Regions from separate parts of the Homo sapiens genome. Here region 2 is linked to region 1. Evidence: chromatin loops called from intact Hi-C (ENCODE). Cell type or tissue: endothelial cell of umbilical vein. All regions are shown on one strand. Each heading gives the region's core, and the rest is flanking DNA. Links, peaks and the distances in the headings are about the cores only.

What was found. Hi-C counts contacts between places; a loop is a spot of excess contacts. Peaks named below come from ENCODE experiments on the same cell type or tissue, not always from the same donor. Only the 100,000 strongest peaks of a DNase experiment are listed, where the experiment ranks them.
Region 2: it touches region 1 in a loop (7-fold over the local background); 14 of 110 quality-filtered maps call a loop at or near these places.

Annotation. Positions count from the first base shown.
Region 1 is chr11:3,090,744-3,098,081 of GRCh38, reverse strand. It overlaps OSBPL5 (oxysterol binding protein like 5), which reads left to right. Exons shown (of 22, transcript NM_020896.4): 15 at 3,748-3,845; 16 at 4,247-4,336; 17 at 4,419-4,555; 18 at 5,030-5,215; 19 at 5,524-5,650. Among named protein-coding and RNA genes, the nearest start is that of CARS1, 37 kb to the right of the region's middle. RefSeq lists enhancers at 3,708-4,515, 5,324-6,131, 6,073-6,142, 6,132-6,940 and a silencer at 5,989-6,283. In endothelial cell of umbilical vein, for the core only: a CTCF peak has its summit at 2,986; DNase peaks (open chromatin) are centred at 2,071 and 2,951; H3K27ac peaks cover 2,518 bases.
Region 2 is chr11:2,927,280-2,934,617 of GRCh38, reverse strand. PHLDA2 (pleckstrin homology like domain family A member 2) reads left to right here and starts at 5,198. Exons shown (of 2, transcript NM_003311.4): 1 at 5,198-5,722; 2 at 5,951-6,345. The coding sequence starts at 5,254. The coding sequence ends at 5,712. RefSeq lists enhancers at 467-1,079, 4,094-4,702, 4,703-5,312, 5,313-5,921. In endothelial cell of umbilical vein, for the core only: a CTCF peak has its summit at 3,749 (motif pointing left); DNase peaks (open chromatin) are centred at 3,737, 4,057, 4,887, 5,347 and 3 weaker places; H3K4me3 peaks cover 2,590 bases; H3K27ac peaks cover 2,085 bases.

The sequences.
Region 1 (7,338 bases), core at 968-5,967:
TTGTTTTGAGACGAAGTTGGGGTTTCACTCTTGTTGCCCGGGCTGGAGTGCAATGGCATGATCTCAGCTCACTGCAACCTCCACCACCTGGGTTCAAGCAATTCTCCTGCCTCAGCCTCCTGAGTAGCTGGGACTACAGGCGCCCGCCACCACGCCCAGCAAATTTTTTGTATTTTTAGTAGAGATGGGGTTTCACCGTGTTGGCCAGGCTGGTCTCAAACTCCTGACCTCGGGTGATCCGCCTGCCTCGGCCTCCCAAAGTGCTGGGATTACAGGTGTGAGCCAGTGCGCTCGGCCTTGCCTGTTCTTTTTATACTCGTGCATTGTTCCTTGGTCATGTTTCCAATCCTTTCTCATAAATCTTTGAGCATTGTAATAAGCACAGTTGTTTTATCATCTCTAGCTGGTCACTCTCATATTCTGTTTTGTTTGCTGCTGTGTCCTCACTGACCATAGTGTTGCCCTTGAAGGTGCTCGATAATTATTCAAAGAATGGCTGTATTTAGTAAAACCTTGGGATTCTAATTTGCTAGTTTTGTGTTTGTTTGTTTTCGTTTTGTTGGCTGAAATTGTTTTGTTGGCTCTCACATTTTCTTAGTAGGTTGTTTCTGGGACACAGAGGAAGTATAGATTTGAATCCCAAACTTACCCTACACATTCATGGAGAGTTCTGGGGTTTCTTTTTAACCCCGGAGCGCAGGCCCAATACAAATGTTTCCTTGACTCTCCCTCTGGAATGAACGGCCTTTCTGCGACTGTTCCTTCTGTTGAGGGTGTAGCCATGTGAGAGTGCCTGCTTAGTGGAAATGTCTCGGAAAAAATCTCTCCTGGTTACTCTGACCCAAGGACCTGTCTACCACTTTCCACGGCAACCTCAGAAACCAAGATCTCAGATCGACAAATGCCCCTCTTTCTCTTCCCCCCTTTTCCTCTCCTCCTCCTCCCATCTTCCCCTTCTTTCCTCTCCTCCTCCTCCCATCTTCCCCCTCTTTCCTCTTCTCCTCCTTCCATCTTCCCCCTTTCCTCTCCTTCTCCTGTCTTCCCTCTTTCCTCTCCTCCCCCTCCCGTCTTCCCCCTCTTTCCTCTTCTCCTCCTCCCACCTTCCCCCTCTTTCCTCTTCTCCTCCTCCCATCTCCTCCCTCTTTCCTCTCCTCCTCCCGTCTTCTCCCCTTTATTTTTTCTTGTGGGAGAATTCCCATCTTTTCTTGCATGCTCATTGACTCATCCATGCTTCATATATTTTTTCAACTTTTTATTATGGCAAAGTTCAAACATATATCAAAGTACAGTACACCCCATATACCCACAGCACAGCAATGCACCCACCTTCATGCTCTCCCCTGAATTAATTGGAAGTAAATCCCAAATATCATGTCATGTCATTTGTGTATTTTATTTTATTTTATATCACTAAAGTTAAGGATTTCCCTTCTTTCTTTCTTTCTTTCTGTCTTTTTTTTTTTTTGACAGAGTCTTGCTGTGTTGCCCAGGCTAGAGTGCAATGGTGCAATCTCAGCTCACTGCAACCTCCGCCTCCTGAGTTCAAACGATTCTCCTGCCTCAGCCTCCCGAGTAGCTAGCATTACATGCGTGCGCCACCACACCTAGCTAATTTTTGTATTTTTAGTAGAGATAGGGTTTCACCATGTTGGCCAGGCTGGTCACAAACTCCTGCCCTCAGGTGATCAGCCTACCTCGGCCTCCCAAAGTGCTGGGATTACAGGCGTGAGCCCCCACGCCAGGCCGGGATTTCCCTTCTTAACCATAGCCACAATACTATCATCAGATGAAAAACAAACAAACAAACTCTTAGTTGTCATCGAGTCTACAATCTGGTTCATATCCCCAGCTGCCACGTGCCTGTGTCTTGATCCCCCACACACGTGACAGTTGGCCGTTTGGCTGGGTCTCTGCATCAGGCCATGCTCCGTGCATGGATGTCCTATGTTTACATCTCCTTGATGTCCCTCCCTCCTGTTTTTCCCTTGCAGAGTATTACTCATTTCCTCCTAGTCCCCTCTAGCATGGATTTTCCTGGCTGCATTCCTCTGCCCTGGGGATTTCCTATAAACCACGAATTGATTTGATCTCGAGATGCCTGATCACGTTCAGCACAGTTTTTTTCAACACGACGCTTAATGGGGGTTTTGTGTCTTTCCACAGCAGGGTGCACAGGGCCTGTTGTTCCTTGTGACATTAGTGGACATTGATTCTCAATGCCTGGATCCATTCATGTAAAAGGCATTGCTAGATGGTGACGTTCCATCCTCTTTCACTTAATCACCGGAAGGCTTCTCAAAAGAGAAACTTCCCCTTGTCTACTATGTGGTTACCCAACAGGATTGGTTTGTTTTAGGATAAATCCCAGGTTTTTTATATTTTCAAAATAATGATTTTTTTCCCCTGCTGTCTTCCAAAGGTGACTGGCGAAGGTCATTATTGCCACGTATTATTTGATAGGAACGTATTTGGTGATTTCAGAACCTTTCAGTTATTAACTTTATTGATATTGAAATTGCCCCATCTTTGGCCAATGGGGGCCATAGTTGGCTCAGGGGCCCCCTGCACACCCCAGTACCTCTGCTGGTATTCTTCCTTCTGCCCTGACCATGTGTGCACCTAGGACATTTCCTACACTAGACCTCAAATCGACCATTTCTCCCGGGAGCTCCAGGTTCCCTTCACTAGGAAATAATATTTAGTGATCACAATCTGGAGGTCAGACCTGCTTTGCTTTTCTTTCTTTTCTTTTCTTTTTTTTTTTTTTTTTTGAGACAGAGTCTCACTCTGTTGCCCAGGCTAGAGTGCAGTGGTGTGATCTTGGCTCACTACAACCTCCGCCTCCTGGGCCTTCTTCCTCTCCGTGGAGCCTGGAGACCTCCCCCCATCAGAGCTGCACAGAGATGCCGCTTTGTCTTTCTAGGCTGCATAGCTTTCCATCGTGCTCATGGGCCAGGGTGCACTCACACAGCCCCCTCTGGAGGGATTTGGGGGTGTTTCAAGCCTTTGTTGCAACAAGTAGCTTGTTGTTTCTTTTCTTCATTTTTAAGAGACATATTCTGCCACACATTTCTAAGTGGTTTTTAGAGTGCAAATGTTTGGGTTTTGATGGTGGAGGTGGTGGTGCTTCTTTAATTAGATTACCTCCTCCATATGCCAGACATGGAAAAGTTGTTCTTTCCTTCATTAATTGAAAAAAAACAAAACAAAGAAAGACGTATTAATTTTTTTAAACATACGGGATGCCATCATGGGTGCTGGTGCCCTCTGTGTTCTGGGTGCCATCCTGGGACGCAGCAGTGAGCGAGAAGATGCCTGCCCTCAGGAGCCCAATGCCAGAGCGGGAACTGCAGAGTCAAGTGAAGCACGATGCATGTCTCACAGGGCTGGTGGCCTCCCAGGAGGCTGGAACAGGAGGCGACACCTGACATGAGCAAAGGCCCTGGCGAGGACAGAGCCCCCTTAGTGGGGGAGACGGCCCCTGAGGGACCAGGCGTGCCTCCCAGGCTCCGTGCCTCCCAGGCTCCGCACCTCCCAGGCTCCGCACCCCCACCAGCCTCTCCCTGTGGGGTTCTGCTCCCAGCGCCTCCTGTCCTTCTCACCCTCCCAGGGACTGACACAGGCCTCCCAGGGATCGGTGCTGCTGGGTCGGGACTCAGGGATCGGTGCTGCTGGGTCGGTACTCAGCAGGGCCTGGGGCTCAGCAGGGCTGGGGCCGCCTGGCCCCTGACACTGGCTGCATTTCAGGAATCCTGTATGGCACGATGACCCTGGAGCTGGGTGGGAAGGTCACCATCGAGTGTGCGAAGAACAACTTCCAGGCCCAGCTGGAATTCAAACTCAAGGTAGCGCTGGCTGCAGCCTGGGGGAGACGAGGCCAGGGAAGGAACGAAGCCTTGGGGATCCCCCTCACACTCTCCCCAGGCCCCAAGGAAGGTTCCCCAAGGCAGTGCACATAAGGGGAGCAGCTGTTGACATCCCGGAACACAGACAGGGCCCAGAGAAGGGAGGCTGCTGCCTGCAGCCACACAGCAGAGCCAGCCTAGGCCCTGTCTCTGTGGCAGGGACACTACATCCTTGAGCGGAGGCGTGGGGGTCCCGAAGGCCTCGTTGGCGAGGGTTGGGTCCATCCCTCCTGGGCTCCCAGGCACCCCAAGAGAATAACTGTTCCGTGCCCCCATGAGGATGTGATTCTGGAGGCCCCAGCCCCCGCTCACTGGGCTCTGTTCTGGGTGTGGCCCCGCAGCCCTTCTTCGGGGGTAGCACCAGCATCAACCAGATCTCGGGAAAGATCACGTCGGGAGAGGAAGTCCTGGCGAGCCTCAGTGGCCACTGGGTAAGGGGCCGTCCCTCAGGGCAGGCACGGCCGGGCGGTCAACGCCAGGCCAGCCTCTGACCCCGCTGGCCATCTGGGGCAGGACAGGGACGTGTTTATCAAGGAGGAAGGGAGCGGAAGCAGTGCGCTTTTCTGGACCCCGAGCGGGGAGGTCCGCAGACAGAGGCTGAGGCAGCACACGGTGCCGCTGGAGGAGCAGACGGAGCTGGAGTCCGAGAGGTGAGGCCTGTCAGCGCCCAGGGACCCTGCTGACCACAGCCTGACATGGCCAAGCAGGCAGGTCAGCAGGGCTACAGTGCTGTGAGCATGGCCCCAGGATGTCCCTGGCAGGGAGGGCAGGCCTGGTGCACCCCTGGTGGCAGATCACGTGTCCTGGAAAGGACAGATGGAGGGAAGGGGTGTGGCCTGGAGAGGAGCCGGCTGCCGTGACCTCTCACTGCATCACTGCCGGCGAGTGACCAACAGGTGCACAGGGAGGTCCCTGCAGGCGGGAGATGGGAGCTCAGTGTTGGAAAAACCCATCTCATGGACAAAAGAAAAGCTCTCTTCAAAGTAGTGAGCTCCCTGTCACTGTAGGCAATCACGCAGAGGTTGCTCTGTGCCTTCCTTCTGGTGCCAAGGGGCCCTGATTCCTAGCTGCCTAGGGGTCGGGCTGCCCGGGCCACTGGCTCAGGATGGGTCACTGGCCCGCAGGCTCTGGCAGCACGTCACCAGGGCCATCAGCAAGGGCGACCAGCACAGGGCCACACAGGAGAAGTTTGCACTGGAGGAGGCACAGCGGCAGCGGGCCCGTGAGCGGCAGGAGAGCCTCATGCCCTGGAAGCCGCAGCTGTTCCACCTGGACCCCATCACCCAGGAGTGGCACTACCGATACGAGGAGTGAGTGCCGACAAAGCCCTGGGGGCCACAGGGTGGGGCTGGGCCTAGCAGACGGGCTGAGAAGGGCCCAGGGGCTCCTGGCTTCCCTCTCACCTTCAGCCTGTCCCCTGGAGGAGTCGGTGGGGGAGGGTCAGATAGTGACACCCCCCATCATCAGTCCTTACTGCAGGCCCTGCCCATGGGGTGTGGGCAGTGGTCATTCTCCTGGAGGTCTCTGGCCACTGTTGGGGGGCTGAAGACTGGGCCAGGACAGCCCCCTCACCTGAGGGCCACTGCCTGTGCTGATGAACGCCCTCTGGACCCTCCAGCCACAGCCCCTGGGACCCCCTGAAGGACATCGCCCAGTTTGAGCAAGACGGGATCCTGCGGACCTTGCAGCAGGAGGCCGTGGCCCGCCAGACCACCTTCCTGGGCAGCCCAGGGCCCAGGCACGAGGTCAGCACCCCACAGGCCCCACCCAGGGCTGGTCTTAGCTGCACGTGTGGCCACCACCACCCCTCGCTCCTCACCTCACTCCTCCCTTCCCCTCGCTCCGTTTCCCTCACGCCCTCATCCCCCAGCCCCCTCGTCCCCTTTCCTTCTCTGCCGAGCATGGGACTCAGGAAACCGGGATTTGCAGGATGCTCAGTTCTAGGGGCACCTTGGCTTGTGGGACCCTGTGTCTACTGTCTCTGTCCACTGCCCCCAAAGTCTCCCTCTGCCAAGTTAGCAGCCACATTATCCCATTCCACTGATCAGGAAACAGAAGGTCAGGGCAGCCCAGGGCCCTTCCCAGGTAGGAGGAGGAGGAGCCAGCACTTGCACAGATCTTGTGTCTGGAAAGGGGAAGCGGGACAGCAGGAGGCTCCAGGGAGTAACCTGAGGAAGCTGCCTTGGGTGTGTCTTGGTGCCATGCCTTAGGCGGCCACCAGGTGGCGCCAAACCCACACGCCCCCGTTCCAGGTGTGCTGAGCTGCACCGCCCCAGCCGTGCACCTACTGCGTGCAGAGGGTGCAGAGCGCGGCCGGTGCTCACCCGCAGCGGACAGGATGGGGGCGTGTTCCCCAGCTGATGCCGTCTGGGCCAGACTCAGATGAGAGGCCTTGCTTGCCTGATGGCCCTAACTTCTCCAGCAAGCTGGGGGCCGCGGTATCTCCTTGGCTGCATGTCCCATGCTCTGCCTGCCAAGGGACTAGGGAAGAAGCCTCAGGAAGGTAGACAGATGCACCCCCTATGTCTGCAGCACAGTCTCCATCCCCCCGGGCTCAGGCCAGACTGCTAGCTCCTGCCTTCCCTTGGCCCCAGACCCTCGCAGTCCCGCTCCTCAGCCTCTCCCCACCAATCTCCAGCAGATGTCCACCCCCAATGCCCTCTGCAGCCTCCCACCCCGCAGCCCCTGCTGAGGTCAGTCAGCCTGGGCCCTGCCATGCCTCAAAAACCATCCCATGGAGTACCTTGTGGCCAAACCCACCTGCCCCGCCTCTGACCCCACCTGTCCTGGCTCTGACCCCACCTGCCCCGTCGCTGACCACACCCAATGCAGAGCGTCCCTGGCACCTCTCTGGCCCCAAACGCCTGTTGTTACATGGTGGTCCCACAGCCAGGTTCTGCTTTTTCCCCACCCCTGAGCATCAGTTCCTGTCCTGGGTTCCTTGTGAGCTCAAGTAAGGGCTGAATGGATGAGCCCTGCCTGCACTCCTGGGGTTGTGAGCAGCCGGCTGAGTGTGGGGGTTCCCCCCTGGAGATGCCCCTTGACATGGGGAACCCTAGCCATCTGGGGTTCCTATGAACCTCCCAGCTCCCACAGTGGCCTCGGCTTTCATCTGTCCTCATGGCTCAGGGGTCAGAACCACCCTCGGCCCCCCATGCCATCATCTCTGCATTTATTGGATGCAACGCCATGGTGAGCACAGGGCAGGCGTGTCTGCACCACCTTGCAGGCCCTTGCTCACTGTGAGGGGTCAGTAGCTCTGTCTCACCCATGAGGAAACAGGCTCAAAGGGACCATGGCTACTCCAGGCCATGCCGGGGCTGAGACAGACCCCTCCAGCCAGCTCCACAGCCCAGCAGCTGCCCTCCCTGCTGGCTGCCACCTCTAGCACTGTCCTGGCATAAGCATGCCACCATGTCCCTGGGGCCTGGGC
Region 2 (7,338 bases), core at 1,626-6,625, 160 kb after region 1:
CAATGACGTGGATGCCTTTATTTTTTGAGACAGGGTCTTGCTCTGTCACCCAGGCTGCAGTGCAGTGGAGTAATCACGGCTCACTGCAGCCTCGACCGCCTGGGCTGAAGTGATCCTCCCAACTCAGCCTCCCAAGTAGTTGGGACTATAGTGCACATGCCACCATGCCTGGCTAATTTTTATTTTTTTTTTTGTAGAGATGGGGGGGTCTTGCTGTGTTGTCCAGGCTGGTCTCAAACTTCTGGGCTCAAGCAATCTGCTCACCTCGGCCTCCCAACTTGCTGGGATCATAGGCGTCAGCCACCGAGCCCGGCCTCAGGATGCTTTTTTAGCCATTTCCTGAGTGCCTGGGCTGATCCCTGGGGCTCCCAAAGAATAAAACATTATCACTGCATTTAAGGAGCTGATAATAGCTTCTGAGCAGGGTACTGAGGGATAAACAGGAGCTCATCAGGGGCCAAGGAGAAGGGTGTTCCTGGTTTCTCAATCAATCCCCAACATCTTGTGAGGTAGGACCTGCCTGTCAGGCTCCAGTGGAAGAGCTCAGGAAGAGACACAGCAACAGAGAACACAGCCCTCCAAGGCCAAGATCAGGCTGACAGCAAGTGTCTGAAAACCAGGTGGGTCATGCCACGGGGCCTCTCACTTTCCTCAGGCTGCAGCTGGGAGGAGACAGATAGAGGGCAAGCCTGAGTCACAGGCCCTGGCACATGGGCCATGTTGGGCTCAGGTGAGGTGGCACCAGTGCACTGCTCAGGTGCTGCAGCTCCAGGCAGCTTAGGTCTTCCCCCAGCCTCCCCAGGCTCAGGTGGGCGGAGGCTTGGAGACCCATGGCCTAGCAGTATGTGGTTGGCAGGAGGCAGGCCTTAGAGTGCGCCCTGGCAATCTGAGAGGGCTTCCTGGAGGGGGTGAGAGGAGCTAGGGGTGGGCCTTCCTGACTGAGGAGCAGTGGGCCTTTCTGCAGGGCTCTCTCTGAGCAACCCCTCCCACAAGAGGGTGGTGTCAAGCCCCAGGCACTGGGCCGGGCCCTGTGACACGCAGCTTCCTCACAGGCTGGCAGGATGGCCAGGCTCGTTGGGCAAGTGCCTGGAGGGCCCGGCCTCGTCACCGTAAGGAAGTGACCTCACTCAGGGAGTTTCGGAGAGGTGCCCGCATCCTACTCCAGCTGCTGACAGCCTCACACAGCTGGGCTCCGGTGCCAAGGGTCCAGGCAGCTGGACAGGGCAGCCAGTGTCCCAGGCCAGATGTTTGGGCACCCAGACTGTACAATGCCTGCCCAGGGGTGGGGGCCCTTGGCTCAGGCTCTGCATGAATCCTGGATGTGGCCCCTCAGATAAATATCAGTAAACCCGGTTTGGACTGATGCTGCCTGACACCACCAACTCGAGGCAGAGCCCCCTCCCCATCCTGAGAAGCAGTCACAGAACATCAGGGCTGTTTCCTGCCCCGAGCCACAGGGTGCCACAGAATCGGGGAAGCTGTGGATGTGGCCGCACTGGCCACTGTGTAACCTGGGTGAGTCACCACCTCTCTGAAACCCCCACCCAGTGTTCCCTGCAAACCCAAGAAAGCAGTCTCAACAGGGAGAAATGACCGCACAGAACTAGCACGGGGCAGGGCCACACGGACTCTCCTGCCGGTGCCTGGCCCTGGCATCTCTCCGGCAGGTGGTTCCTCCGCCTCCAGCACGTGAGTGGTCCAGAACCCTCGTAGAAGCAGGTCCCATGGGGTGTGGCCGAATCCACGCCGGGTTCCAATCTCTGTGCTGTGCTGGAGAAGCTCCCAGGCTCTTGGCTATCAAATGGCTCTAGGAGGGGCATTCCTCAAAAGACCCTCATGTGGGGTCCCTGTGTCAGCACTCTTCTGCCTCAACATCCCTCCCCCACATCCCAGGAAGTGAGTGTCACAGCCCTCATCCTCCAGAGGGGACCCTCAGGCAGGCCTGCTCTGGGGGATAGAGATAGGGTCCCTCCTTGGAAAGGTGACCTTGACAAGTCACTGCACCTCTCTGAGCCACCCTTTCTGCATCTGCAGCTTGGGGCCAGTGCTTCTCCTGGGGGCACCGCTCAGCCCCAGGTGGGACCAGGTGAGGCGGTGAGGCTCAGGCCTCAGGCAAGGGAGGCCGAGCGGGGGCTGGCAGAGGGCGGGTGGCTCAGAGGGGCAGACGGCAGTGTGAGTTAGTGGTGGTGGTAAAGCCCCTCGGGTGGATGGTGGACGCAGAGAGGATGGGGCAGCCCCTGTGTGCAAGTACCTGCCAAGTTGGCATGGTGTCCTCCAAGCCCCTCTCACCTCCTAAGGCCGTGGTTTATTTTTGCCCATGTCCATAAAGACACCCTGGGGGCTCCTGAAGTCACCTGCTGGTCCAGGGCTGGTAAGGCTTGGGAGTCGGCTCCCTCCAGCCCCCACATTGGCAACCAGGTTCAGGCTGGTTTGGCCGAGCAGGGGCCCAGGGTGTCTAGCAGCTGCTGGGGAGGCCAGGGCCACTACAACTGAGCCCCTGGGGCAGGGACTGTGGGCAGAGAAGCTGCCTGGGGAGGCCTGGCCTCCAGGGCTCAGACCTGATTTCCAGCAGCCCCTAAAGGGCCATCCACCCCCATACCCCCCAGGTCTTCACAGTGTCCATGAGGGGAATAGCAGAGAGGGGCTGAGTGGGCAGGAAATCCCCTAGGGAGGGCAGGGCCTCTGAATCTCGGCTGCACACCCTGCCCCCTGGCCTCCCAGCTCCTGCCCCACCTGTCAGAGCATCACCCCTGGGTTGTAAGTCCTGCCCCCAGGGGAGTGAGTTTCCCAGCCTCCCTTGAGAGGGCCACTGGGGTACAGGCAAAGAGAGGAGCTGGGCGGGGCTGGGGGAGCACACCTCACCTGGCCTCACCTGGTTTCCAAACCCTCTTCCTCCCCCTCATTTCTCTCAGCCCCTTATCTGCTCCTGCCTGTTCTCTGTCCCTTCCCCAAGGCCCTCTCCATCCTGAACCAGTTTCCTCTTCTGTGGAACAGGGGCTGGAGTGCCCACTTTGGGGAGTTCTCTGGGTTAGGTGGAGGCTGGGCACAGTGGTGGCATACGGGCACCACTGGCCCTTCAAGGTCTCCTTGGAATCTTCGAGGGCACGCCCTCCCCACAGAGTCCTCCAAGCTGTCCTCCTGGCCTCCAGTACCCCCGACCCCTATCCCCATCCTCATGTACCTGCTGTGCCCCTGGGGTTTAGAGGGATTCCTCTCCCCTCCTCTGGGGTCCCAGCACCAGCCAGGCCTGCAGGCACACAGTAGGTGCTTAAGCAACCACGAGTGTCGGGGGATTTGCCTGGAGCCGAAGTTCCACTGGCTGGCCCCTCAATGGGGTAGGCAGGCTGGTGGGCCTGGAGGTGTTCCAGGCACCTGTGGGCTGGCGCAGTGACAGAGCGCTCTGCCCCCGGCCGCTTCTCCTGGTCTCCCACTGCCCAGAGGTGCCTCTTGCCCAGGTCCCACTGTCCGGCAGCCCAGGGCCCTCTGGAAGCAAAAGAAGGGACACCAGAGTCCGAATCCTTCCTGCAGCCTCTCCGGAACAATGCTCGAATCCCCTCTCCCCGCCAAAGGCTGACCTCCCCTCACCCACCCACCCTACCTGCTGCTCCCTCACCACAGGATCCCAGCCCTGCTGCAAGGACAGGTGTCAGGTAGGGGGCAGTGTTGACCCGCCGGCCCCAGGCAGGTGTCTCACTCCCAGGCCAGAACCCTGGCACAGCCCAACCCTGCCCTCTGCCGGCACTGCCCCTCCACACCACATCCCTGCCCACTGCCAGGTCCTCTGGCCACACCGGTGGGACCACCGGGCAGCTGCTACCTGCATGCCATTCACAGAACCGGGTCTGGGGCGCTCCTCTGAGCCGGACGTCTCTTTATCCTTTACAGTGACCCTGAAGGGCAGGTGGAGGTAGGGCTGGTCCCAGGTCTGGGTTTTACGCTCTGCTGCCACTGTCTTGACATTTTAAATACATTTTGAATCAGGGGACTCTCGTTTTCATTTTGCGTGAGCCCCGTCATTGAGGCCAATTCTGACCCCAGAGTTGGGACTTCCTGCTGTAACCACCCCAGGGCGCAGCTAGGGGGCAGGGGTGCGGGAAGGTGGGAGACGTGGAGTAGTAGCCGGGGTCTCTGGGGTCCTCTCGGCCGGCTCCACCCCCACCCCTGGGAACCCGGGAAGAGCCGGCTTTCGCTTCCTGTCTATTAAACCCTTTAAAGGAAGAGGGTAAATAAAACCGCCCGTCTGCCCAGCTGGAAAGCGATGACTCAGCCGCCCCCGCCGACCCTCGCCCCCAGGCTGATCCCAGAGAGCGGGCGTCGCGGCCCAGCCCGAACCCCTCAGCTCCTGGGACCTCTCTCCGGTCCGGGTCGTGGGGGCGCGGTCGGAGCAGTCCGTACCCCAGTTCGGGACACTACGAGGGCGCAGGGAGGAGAACGGGCTTCCTCTTCCCCTTCCATTTTCTGAGCTCTATGGGTTGCTGGTCTAGCCCTTTCCACGTGTTCCCTAATCCAGCAAAGGTTACTGTTCCCATTTCACAGAAGCGAAAACCGAGGCTAAGAGAGGTGGTCGTTCTTGGCGCAGCCCGTGGGTGGCAAGATAGGAGCTCGGTCCGCTAGGGCAGGGCCACTTTCGGAGAGGGTCTCTGGGCGGCCCTGGGAAAGGCCCCCGAACAGGACGGAACGGCCAGGGCTCGGGAGTAAGGAAGGGGGCCTCGACCCTCCTTCTGCCCCGGGAGCCCGAGAGCGGCAGGGCTGGACTTGGGGCGCCTGGAGGGTGAAGGTCTGGTCCCGGCTGTCTCCCCACGGTGGGCCGGCCCCGGGCCCGCGGGTGCTTCCCGGGGCTCCCCGGCGTGAGTCATCGCGGGCAGGGCTGGCTGCAGCGCATTCTTCCGCGGGGCCGGCCTGCGAGACGGTGCGGGCGAGCGCCCGGGCGGGGCGGGACCTCGAGTCACCCCACGGGGCCGGACAGCTGGGGCACGGGGGGCAAGAGGAGCGCGGGCTTCTGAGATGGGAGGGGACGGCCGGGGACCGACCAGAGCGCGGACGCGACGGTGCGGGCCCGGACGGCTGGGCTTGGGGAGGGTATGGCCCGGGGCGCGCGGGGCTCAGGCGGGCGGGGTGGCCCGAGGGCCGGGGCGGGGCGGGGAGGGGCGGGGCGGGGAGGGGCAGCTATAAAGGCCGCGCCGGGGCCACGAGGAGCAGAGCCGGCGCCGTCACCGCCCGCATTGCCGCTCCCAGTCCCGCGCTCGGCACGACATGAAATCCCCCGACGAGGTGCTACGCGAGGGCGAGTTGGAGAAGCGCAGCGACAGCCTCTTCCAGCTATGGAAGAAGAAGCGCGGGGTGCTCACCTCCGACCGCCTGAGCCTGTTCCCCGCCAGCCCCCGCGCGCGCCCCAAGGAGCTGCGCTTCCACTCCATCCTCAAGGTGGACTGCGTGGAGCGCACGGGCAAGTACGTGTACTTCACCATCGTCACCACCGACCACAAGGAGATCGACTTCCGCTGCGCGGGCGAGAGCTGCTGGAACGCGGCCATCGCGCTGGCGCTCATCGATTTCCAGAACCGCCGCGCCCTGCAGGACTTTCGCAGCCGCCAGGAACGCACCGCACCCGCCGCACCCGCCGAGGACGCCGTGGCTGCCGCGGCCGCCGCACCCTCCGAGCCCTCGGAGCCCTCCAGGCCATCCCCGCAGCCCAAACCCCGCACGCCATGAGCCCGCCGCGGTGAGTGACTGCCCGCGTCCCGGCGAGCCCTGCGCCCTAACAGCCGGGACCGGGGCCTTTGGGAAAAACCACTTCAACCCCAGACGGCGGGGCGGGGGCGCTGCACCTCCTTGGGGGACCCGGCGCCCCGCAATCGCGCTGGCCCCCTCGCGTCAGGGTCTCGGGGCCCCTCAGGCTGGACCCGGACCGGCCCTGGCACAGCTCTCTGACCCAGTCCTTTCCCCACAGGGCCATACGCTGGACGAGTCGGACCGAGGCTAGGACGTGGCCGGCGCTCTCCAGCCCTGCAGCAGAAGAACTTCCCGTGCGCGCGGATCCTCGCTCCGTTGCACGGGCGCCTTAAGTTATTGGACTATCTAATATCTATGTATTTATTTCGCTGGTTCTTTGTAGTCACATATTTTATAGTCTTAATATCTTGTTTTTGCATCACTGTGCCCATTGCAAATAAATCACTTGGCCAGTTTGCTTTTCTACCATCCGGCTGTGGCTCAGTGAGACTCCTGCTGGGAGGGTGGAGGCCCAGGAATGGGCGGGCAGGACACCCTCATCCAGTCCTGCGGGGCTGGTGTGAAAGGCGCTGGGAACCGGCTTTGAATGAATAAATGAATCGTGTCATCTGCTGGGCCTGGTCCACACCCTCTTTTCCAAGCAGCCTCCCCAGAGGCCAGGAAGTGCCCTGGGGCTTGACCCTGGCTACCTTCTGCTCCTTGGTGTGTCCTGAGGAATTGAACCTGGGGAGGACAAGGGCCCTGGGTCCGAGCTGCTGCTGCCTGTGGTGGGGGAACCTTCCCCAGCAGCACTTCCTGCCCACAAACCACCCGCGCAGTCAGACCAGAAGGAATCCCTCAGCCCTCTGGCTGCCCGCCGCCAGCCGCTCCTTGCCAGTGCCCGCAGTGTGGGGCGGGCAGGGTCGCCTTTGCTTCTGGGGGAACAGGAGAGAGTTCTGGGCTGTCTCCGATGGTGGGGCAGGAGGCAGAGGTCCCTGCACCTCCAGGTACTGGCCCAGGACATTGGGGTGGAGAGGCCTGAGTGCAGCAAATCCCTGCCCCTCTTTCTGAGATAGCTGACCACGGCTTTCTGCCCTCCGGTCTGGCTGTGCTCTTTGAAAGACAGGGATGGTCTGAGACAGTTAGGGTTCAGGAAGTGTGTCCCCCACCCAGAAGGGCTCCTGGTGATGAACAAGCTGAGGAGGTGATAAGGGGTACAGGCATGACTCCTCACCCCACAATGGGGCCTTCATTTCTGGAACCTTCGTGGTTGGAGGGATGCCAGTAGGGGAGGCAGAGAAGTACCAGAATTGGACCCTAATCTCTGTTGCTAGGAGGCCGACGAAGCCTGGTAGCTGGTCTGGGCTCAGGGCGGGGAGGGTGCTATCCCTTCGCTGCATGGCCCGCAGGAGTCTTGGTGCTAGGTCCAGAAGAAACTATTGCCTGCAAGGAAGTTTCTCCCGAACGCAATTTGTGAAGCCCCTGTGCAGATCGGGGAGGGGCTCCTGCAAAAAGCAGAAAACAGCAGCCAAGGACGCTGCCTGGCTGGGCTCCTGGGCCTCCTGGCTGGCCCACCAGAGCCTCACCTGGATGGATATCCAAGGTCAAGAGGAGAGCCCTTGCCCC